Linked DNA regions of Homo sapiens: region 1 is linked to region 2. A link is a loop called in an ENCODE intact Hi-C map of the cell type or tissue named here. Cell type or tissue: heart left ventricle. All regions are shown on one strand. Each heading gives the region's core, and the rest is flanking DNA. Links, peaks and the distances in the headings are about the cores only. Region 1 overlaps MECOM (MDS1 and EVI1 complex locus). Region 2 overlaps MECOM (MDS1 and EVI1 complex locus).

What was found. Hi-C counts contacts between places; a loop is a spot of excess contacts. Peaks named below come from ENCODE experiments on the same cell type or tissue, not always from the same donor. Only the 100,000 strongest peaks of a DNase experiment are listed, where the experiment ranks them.
Region 1: a loop joins it to region 2, with 5 times the contacts of the local background. A loop is called at or near these places in 1 of 110 quality-filtered maps.

Annotation. Positions count from the first base shown.
Region 1 is chr3:169,320,539-169,324,937 of GRCh38, reverse strand. The region is part of intron 2 of MECOM (MDS1 and EVI1 complex locus); the gene reads left to right. Among named protein-coding and RNA genes, the nearest start is that of MECOM-AS1, 130 kb to the left of the region's middle. In heart left ventricle, for the core only: no CTCF peak of the experiment used is centred there; no DNase peak of the experiment used is centred there; H3K4me3 peaks cover 984 bases; H3K27ac peaks cover 1,676 bases.
Region 2 is chr3:169,246,418-169,250,816 of GRCh38, reverse strand. The region is part of intron 2 of MECOM (MDS1 and EVI1 complex locus); the gene reads left to right. LOC124909454 (a long non-coding RNA gene) reads right to left here. Exons shown (of 2, transcript XR_007096154.1): 2 at 3,171-3,491. Among named protein-coding and RNA genes, the nearest start is that of MECOM-AS1, 200 kb to the left of the region's middle. In heart left ventricle, for the core only: no CTCF peak of the experiment used is centred there; no DNase peak of the experiment used is centred there.

The sequences.
Region 1 (4,399 bases), core at 186-4,185, 74 kb before region 2:
GTACCAGGTGTGATTTGATTTTGCTGAGATGAGGGAGTTGGCAGAGAAGGGAGGGGGGTGGTAGGGAAGAGGCTGTGGAAATACCCTCAGTAAAAAGTACCCAGAGTTGAATCTTCTAGCTGTCAGAACAAGTTCTTCCTGGCAAACTGCGTTAACGGCATTAGCCCCAGCCCACTGTCCTCAGTCTCTTCCTGCACTTGTAGGAGGAAAGTTGGTTCTAAGTTTCTGTTATGCTCAGTAATGAGACAGAATAAGGTGACACGGAAGACAGTGAACCAGAGGAGGGAGAATCCGAGGATCTGCACCGAGTCCCTTTCTTCTAGTCATTAGCTGGGACTTTGGCACGTTGCCGAAATTCTCAGAAGGTCAGTTTGTTCCTTTGTCAAATAATAATTAAATCTTCCCTCTACCCAGAGAGTTTCCTAAATGAACTTTTGAAAGATATTGTCTATAAAAATATTTCAAGACCTGTAAAAAATGTTTTTGACAAGACAGATGTGAAAGTATGCAGCAGAGCATGTGTGTTTGAAATCCTCCAGCCATGAAGATGATTTTCTTAAAGGAGAAGTGTGTATCTCCCGTTCTCATACTCTGACTATCCCTATACTTCTGACAACTTCTAGGCGTTGGTTTCTGTGAACACACCTTGGTCACTACACGAGAGTGTGCTTGGTTTCCTCATCAGTAAACTGGGGACAATAATACCCACCTCCCAGGGTTATCGTGAGGATGAAACAAAGCAACCTGTGTGAGCACAGAGCACTATAGGAGTTCGCTGAATGTTAGTTCCTCACTCTTTCCTCTCCACCCCCATGCCCCTACTCTGGTGAAATAAAATCCTTCTTGTATAACTCAGGAAGCCCCAGGAACACATTCCTGCAAGCCATGGAGGAAAGAAATACTTCCCTGTGTCCTTTTGGAGAGAGCTGGGCTTCGGCTGGGCTGATGTCATAGCTATGCTCCTGGCTGCCTTTTAGTCAGAAGAGATGTTAGTGTGCTGAAAAATAGCCAAGGAGGCTTTTTTCCTCTGCATGGGAAAGAAGACATTTTTGTCCATCCTCCAAGTCTTCCTTGCACAGATTACTGTCAAACCCAAGCACTTTATTTATAAAAATGCCAACATACTCTGATTATTTGGCGAATAACCATGCTGCTGTCAGTGTACAAACAGCACATAGAGTATAAAAACAATCTCCATTTTTATCATGGCTGTCACAGCTGGGAGGCTGTGGAACAAGGATGCATTGTTTGAGGGAAGGGCTGTAGAGGCAACATTCAGGTCCTTTGGTGGCCTCCTGGGCAGAAAGACTGTGGTCACATTTGGTAAACTGTTACATGTTCTTTTACTGAAAAACATTAGGCTTGCCATAAATTAGTTTCTGGGTTCAATATTGAGATCTTGACATACTGTTGCTTTTAGATAAGCATTCCCTGGCCTGCCTGTCTGTCTGCCTCTCTCTTCTCTAATTCATAGGCCGTCCAAATGCCTACGTGCTTCCATGGAACAGGAAGACAGACCCAGTGGCTGTGCAACCAAAGGAAATCCATCATTCACTGATGAATTTCTAATGACTTCATATTTTACTACCACATGGAACTCCCAAATAAAGCCTCTAGAAGGGAAACACACACCCAATACTGGGGGAAGGAGGGGTAAAGAAGTGATGGCCCTTTACTCAGCACTGGTTTCTGACCTCCTCAAGCTGGTTCCTTCTGGGTCAAGGTAGATCCTAGGGAGGATAACTCTCCTGGTTTCAGTAACAGTTGTGAAGCATATGTGTGAGTGCATATGATGACTCTGCATGTCTAAGGTCTAACAGATTGGTCCCAGGATATTACATGTTTTCCCTGGAAAACCATTTCTTTTTTTCCTAAAATGTGTTTCATCATTGTATGAGCTGTTGCTGCTGCTTTTTTTTTTTTTTTTTTTTTTTTTTTTTACCGGAGTCTTGCTCTGTCATGCAGGCTGGAGTGTAGTGGTGCAATCTCAGCTCACTGCAAACTCTGCCCCCCCCGGGTTCAAGTGATTCTCCTGCCTCAGCCTCCCACGTAGCTGGGATTACAGGTGTATGCCAACATGGCTGGCTAATTTTTGTATTTTTATTAGAGATGGGGTTTTGCCATGTTGGCCAGGCTGGTCTTGAACTCCTGACCTCAGGTGATATGCCTGACTCGGCCTCCCAAAGTTCTGGGATTACAGGCATGAGCCACTGTGGCCGGCCTTTTATGAGCTTCTCAGTGGATGAATTGGTATCATTTACCTTTAGTAGGTACTCATTGGCATTTGCTGTCTTTATAATTTTTTTTTTCTTTTTACAGTGGTGAACACTCCAGGAAGAATTAACTGTATAGTCCTTCACTCCTCAAAGAGGAAACTTTATTAAGTTGTTCAGTTGGTTCCATCCTGATAAGTCTTGGTCAGGCTTGGGAAAAAAGTTTTCATGTGATTTTTAATGAAGGAGTTCTTTACACCTATAGCCTATTGAGAGACTAGTGAGCTGCCAAGGAGGTCAATGAGTATGGAGAATAAAGCGGTATACAAAAGACAAAGCCCTAGAGCCTCTTTGTGAATGAATAAAATAAAATTGGGTGTTAGCCCTTGCACCTAATTCCCAATCTGGCCAAATAGGTGTTATCTTTATACCTCTATTGGCAGGTTCCATCACATCTCAAATAAAGAAAATAAAGAAGAAAAATATTTGGGTCTAGATAACATCGTGGGGTTAGAAATACTCTCAGTACCACCTAAGAGGAAACACACACGAGATTCAGTTAATTTTCATGCTAAATCCAAGTGTCATATCACACCACCAGAAATTCAAGTAACTTCTTATAGTTCAGAAATAAATGATGGTGTTGACAAGGGGTGCCACATGTGAAGAAACCAATATTATTTTGTAAGATTATGTAAGCAAAGCTGGAGATACATGGAGAAACTGTGTGTCCTTTAATAATCCCAGCTCTGGAAGGACAGCCTCAGAAACTGGAAAAAAAATCACTTCGGTGGCTCCCTGTGTTCTTCAGAAAGAAATCCAGTTTCATTAGTTTGATATTTAATTAGGACAGCAACCATGAGTAGTGTCTTTCCTCTTTCCTTTCCAAAAATGTCTCTTCCACTGTCTTTTCTAGTGCCATGTCTCATGTTTTGGTAAAACTAATTGAACCTTGTATCTGTACTGCTGTTCATGTTTGACCTCCTCCCTTAAGTGTTAAGCAAGTCCTCCCTGACCACGCTTGTCCCACCCTCCCTCCACAAAACCACATAGGTCCACATTCCATCTCCCTGAAGAGTCACTGCCCAACTCTTCAAGGCTTTGTTTAGCTACCTTCTTTTCTGAGATACATTTTCTGATCAGATTGAACCAGTTAAACCAGATTTAAACTCTTTTTTTTTTTTGAGACGGAGTCTCGCTCTGTCACCCAGGCTGGAGTGCAGTGTTGCAATCTCAGCTCACTGCAACCTCCACCTTCCCGGGCTCAAGTGATTCTCCTGCCTCAGCCTCCCAAGTAGCTGTGAGTAAAGGCGCGTGCCACCATGCCCAGCTAATTTTGGGATTTATAGTAGAGACTGGGTTTCACTGTGTTAGCCAGGATGGTCTCAATCTCCGGACCTCGTGATCCACCTGCCTTGGCCTCCCAAAGTGCTGGGATTACAGGAGTGAGCCACCTCACCCGGCCCACTCTTTGTATTCTAACAGCACTTTTCCTATCCATTTAGCATTTCACAATTTACTTTTAATGTAGTAGTTTATATTTTTTGTCCAATAAGTTTTACTTCTTGAGCATAGACTGTACATCCTTCCAGTGTCTTAGATATGAATGTTCATGGAATTATATTAGAGTGGTGGCCTTCCTATCCTGGCATGGCTGTACTTACCAACAGGAAGCACACCAGCTTTGAAGCACAGACCCATTGCCAAATCCCCTCATGGAGACCCTGGGTTATTTTCTGGTAAGTTATTAGCCCCTCTGAGCCTCAGATTTCTCATCCAGTTACTGGCAGTTCATTTATAAAATATATTCTAGCACAGAACCTAGAAAGTAATATATGCTCACAAAAGGGCAGCTTTTTCCTATCACTCCATCAGAATTTCTTAGCTTATGTCTTCCTGTAATAATGAAGCAAAAACAAAAACACAATATAACAGTTCTCTACAGTGTTGCTCAAAATGTCAAAATAAAGATGTGGCCAATAAAAAAGAAAGAAAATACAGTTTCATTTCACTGAATTACAATATTGACTATGCTTTTCAAAATACACTTGTCCCCTATTGAAATTCTAGGACGTTTTCTTGAAAATATTATGGGTTCTTCCACTGGTGGACCATCCCATTCCCTTCCTTCTTTCCTCTTATACCATGATAATCAGTGCACTAAATTGTAAGCTCTCTGAAAACAG
Region 2 (4,399 bases), core at 193-4,192:
GTACAGATATGTAAATACAAATTTCCATTTATACCTTTTTTTGAATTCATACTGCTTTTTTGTTAATCCTTAAATTTCAGTTAGTTGGCCATAGTTCATGCATACTCAAATTGAATTTCATCAAAAATCATGGTTAACAACCACAGGAATAATTAGGAAATAATTACTCACAGACATAATAAACTACAGTGTTACTTATTCCCCTACAATAACGGAGAGTTGACATTTGAATTTCTGAGAAGGTTTAAATATATTTTACATGCTAGAAAAATCTGATGGGTATAATTTTCTCTAATATTAACGAGTGAGACATGATTGCTCGAGAAACAAGAGAAAAGCTGGTTGGTCAAACATATGCCTTTTGTTTCTACATTTTGCATAAAGGTCTTCACTTGGTATGCGGGTTCCTCAGCAGAAAGGAGAAGTTACAGTTAACAAATTAATGAAAACCAAGTGATGCCTTTGAAGAATTCTTAAGTGAACCTTAACCAGTGCCTTGGGCTACATGTTCAATGCGAACAAAAAAATTAAGGTGAACTGGCCACTGCTACTAAGAGTCAATTGACAGAATGCATGGGTCATTAATTTTGTGTCCTTTGTTTTGTCAGTGTGTTTTCGTGAGGCCTGGTAAAGAAAGTAAAACCACTGATGCTGAAAATTGTCTGCTCTGTAGCTCATTTCCCCTCCCAGCATGCACTGACCCAAGGGAGTGGGCTTCAGGTCGCCAGCCCCCATTTCCCTTTCAAACACTCCCGCCTCCTGCAAGTTTGAGAACGGATCCATTGGGTTGGTGGAGTGGTTAATTCTTTGCAAGTTTGTGCTTAATCATATGCAGAATGTAAGTACCAATAAAAATGAGATGTCTGCTCACAACGTTTCCTTGTATTTAAAAAAGATTCTGAAACAGCTTCTGCAACCTCGGTTCCTTTCAATTATAGCAGAGGAGAGTGTGAAATTTAAATTGGTTGGTTCATCTTAATTCTCTGTTGTTTCATTACCAGTAACCCCTGAGGGCCACCTTTTGGATTTTTGTACCATGAATGAGTGATGTAACTATAAAATGCCCATAATACTGGGGTGGCATGCTAGAACTCTATTTGGCTTTAAACTGTGTTCTAAGCCATTGTGCCCAAAATGTTATTGCTCATCAACAATTCCATAATTCCATATCAAGGCAATCTAGACTGTATCACATTTGATTACCACGAAATTTTATTTAAAAACAGATTTTTTAAGGATCAATGTTTTAAAAAGCTGGCTACCCTATCAGGCTAACTTCTCGACTCTCAGCAAGACTTTTGCAGTCTTCAAAGTGGAAAGGATGCAACTGGCCTGAATTAGAGTAACAATACCTCTGCCTTGGACCGGGAGCCAAGGAAGATTTGCAGATCTTAGGCAAACACTATTTGTAGGTTTAGTTGATAGCAGTCCAGAAATCATAGAATTGTGTGTTGTTCTGTCTTTTTCTTTGAATATTTATCAGCAGCACTAGGTTGTGGCACTAGATGTCAAGTCTAGGGATGATTTGGATGCAATCAGAAATGGTTCAGTTATGGTAGCTTCCCTTCCATTTATTCCTTCATTTGACTTGGTAGCCATTTAGGTGTTTATTGGTTCATTCATTCATTCGCCCACTCGTTCAACAATCACGCAAAGCACATGATAGGTGCTAGGTTAGACAAAGATAAATTAGATAATTCCTAGCCTAAGAAATCGGTTTTGTGGGCCATCAGACATGTAAATAAATACAATATACTGTAGAGTATGCTGGAAGGTAGGGCATTTGGGTGAGATTGAGAGCCTGGAACCCTGCCTATAAATGGGATGGAGAGATGAACGTACTTGTAATAGTTTACTAGGGCTGTCCCAACAGAGTACCACAGACTGAGTGACTTAAGCAACAGAAATACATTTCCTTACAATTCCGGGGCCCAGAAGTCTAAGATCAAGGCATTGGCAGGCTTGGTTTCTTCTGAGGCCTCTCTCCTTGGCTTGCAGATCTCTACCTACTTACTATGCCCTACTTACATGATCTTTCCTCTGAGCATGCATGCCTCTGGTGTCTCTTTGTGTTTCCAACATTTCTCTTCTTAGAAGTACGCTAATCAGATTAGATTATGGCCCACGATAACAGCTCATTTTAACTAATACTTGTAGGTCCTATCTCCAAATATGGTCATATTCTCAGGCATTGGGTGTTAGGGCTTTAATATATGAGGACATAATCTTGGGTACCATAACAGTACCCAAAGAATAGTACTCAAAGAAGAGATGAATAGAGAGATGTCAAATTGACAGACAACAAAAGGGTATTCCTAGAACAGTGCCTAGAAATGCATCCCTGAACATGTTATACCATGTATAGAGACTTAGACTAAGAATTTGTGCAATACAAACTAAGAGGTAGATTTAGCAGTTTTCCATTTTATTTGATGATTAAGCATCTACTATCTGCAAATCACTGAGTTGAGCTTTGCTTTAGGAGGACACAAGGAAGTAGCGAAAACAAATCATTTAGGGGCCACCAATCTGCTGAATTTCTATATCTTCATCACAGGTTTTCAATTCTAGCTACACATTATAATTATCCTCATAGATTCAGATTAATTGGTTTGGAGTGATTTTCCCAAGTAATTGTAATGCAATTCTAATAATATTGTCAAGTTTAGAATTACTTGAAACTTCTAAATACATACATAATAAAAATAGTTAACATATTGTTTTTACCCTGTGCCAGGTGCTATCCTAAATACTTAAACACATGATTTTATTTAATCTTCACAACCTATCTATGACATAAGTATTATGATAATTCTCATTTTAGAGATGAAGAAATGGAGCAGCTATGTAGGTTCACTGGGCAAAAGTCAGCTAGTTGGTATCATATTGACCCAAATTTCAGGTTTAACTGAATTCTATCACATTTTTAACAAAGTAATTTAGAGAAATTTTTGTGCAGACAGTCTTAATGTCCAAAGATTCTGTTTAAATATATGTCAATAAAATTGTATTTTTTAGAAAATTTCTCAGTGCCAAAAGTATGACAGCATATCCATCACATTTTAGGGATTGTGGGATAAGCATGTAGTGAGTGTTTAATAAATAGTTATTGTCTAAATTGCTATAAATTTTAGAAATTGTTTCAAGAAACTTGAAATGCAATTACATCATTGCATTAAAAGGCTTTATTAATCCTTGAATAAAAGTATTAGAGGCCTGGTACAGTGGCTCACGCCTGTAATCCCAGCACTTTGGGAGGCCGAGGCGGGTAGATCACCTGAGGTCGGGAGTTCAAGACCAGCCTGACCCACATGGAGAAACCCTGTCTCTACTAAAAATACAAAATTAGCCAGGGTGGTGGCGCATGCCAGTAATCCCAGCTGCTCAGGAGGCTGAAGCAGGAGAATCACTTGAACGCGGGAGGTGGAGGTTGTGGTGAGCTGATATCGTGCCATTACACTCCAGCCTGGGCAACAAGAGTGAAACTCCATCTCAAAAAAAAAGAAAAAAAAAAGTATTAGGTGGATGGTTAGCTTTTTTGTTTTTCCTTTACAAGGATCTCTTTTTATTCTATATTTTTCATAGGTTTATTCATGTTTTTAAATAATACTGAATGATAGTAATTATTATATACAGTGAGTAGTTTTTCCATGATAGGGTTATACAAAAAGTTTCAGAGGTTTTTTGCAACACAGAAGGTTTAATAATAAAGATACGGTTGTAATTGTTATTTACCAATATGTTGTGATGGTATAATATTATATATTTTACTAATATGTAAAAATGGTCTATACCTTAAAAAAATCTCTTTAAATAATAGGCTATTGCCAGAGAATTGGGTGTATGTTTCATAATATTATTCATAGGCCCTGGAGCTGGCACACAAATAAAGACCCAATCCATTGTCTTTCATAGAATGATATTGCTTAAAGCAAAGAACAGCAGACATAAGGAACAAATACATGAGAGGAGAGGTAAATACATAAAAACTGTATGTGGGCCAGGCGCAGTGGCTCACACCTGTAATCCAGCACTTTGGGAGGCCAAGGCGGGCGGATCATGAGGTCAGGAGTTCCAGACCAGCCTGGACAACAGAGTAAAACCCTGTCTCTACTAAAAATACAAAAATTAGCTGGGCATGGTGGCACGCGCCTGTAGTGCCAGCTACTCGGAGGCAGGAGAATAGCTTGAACCTGGGAGGCAGAGGTTGCAGTGAGCTGAGATCGTGCCACCGCACTCCAGCCTGGGTGACATAGTGAGACTCCGTCTCAAAAAAAAAAAAAAAAAAAGTGTATGTGTACTGTTTCAGTTGATAGATGAGATAATCTAATTAACTTTTATCAAGATATGATAAGATTTAACTTATTTCAAAGCCTGATAGTCTTGTGTACTGCATCTT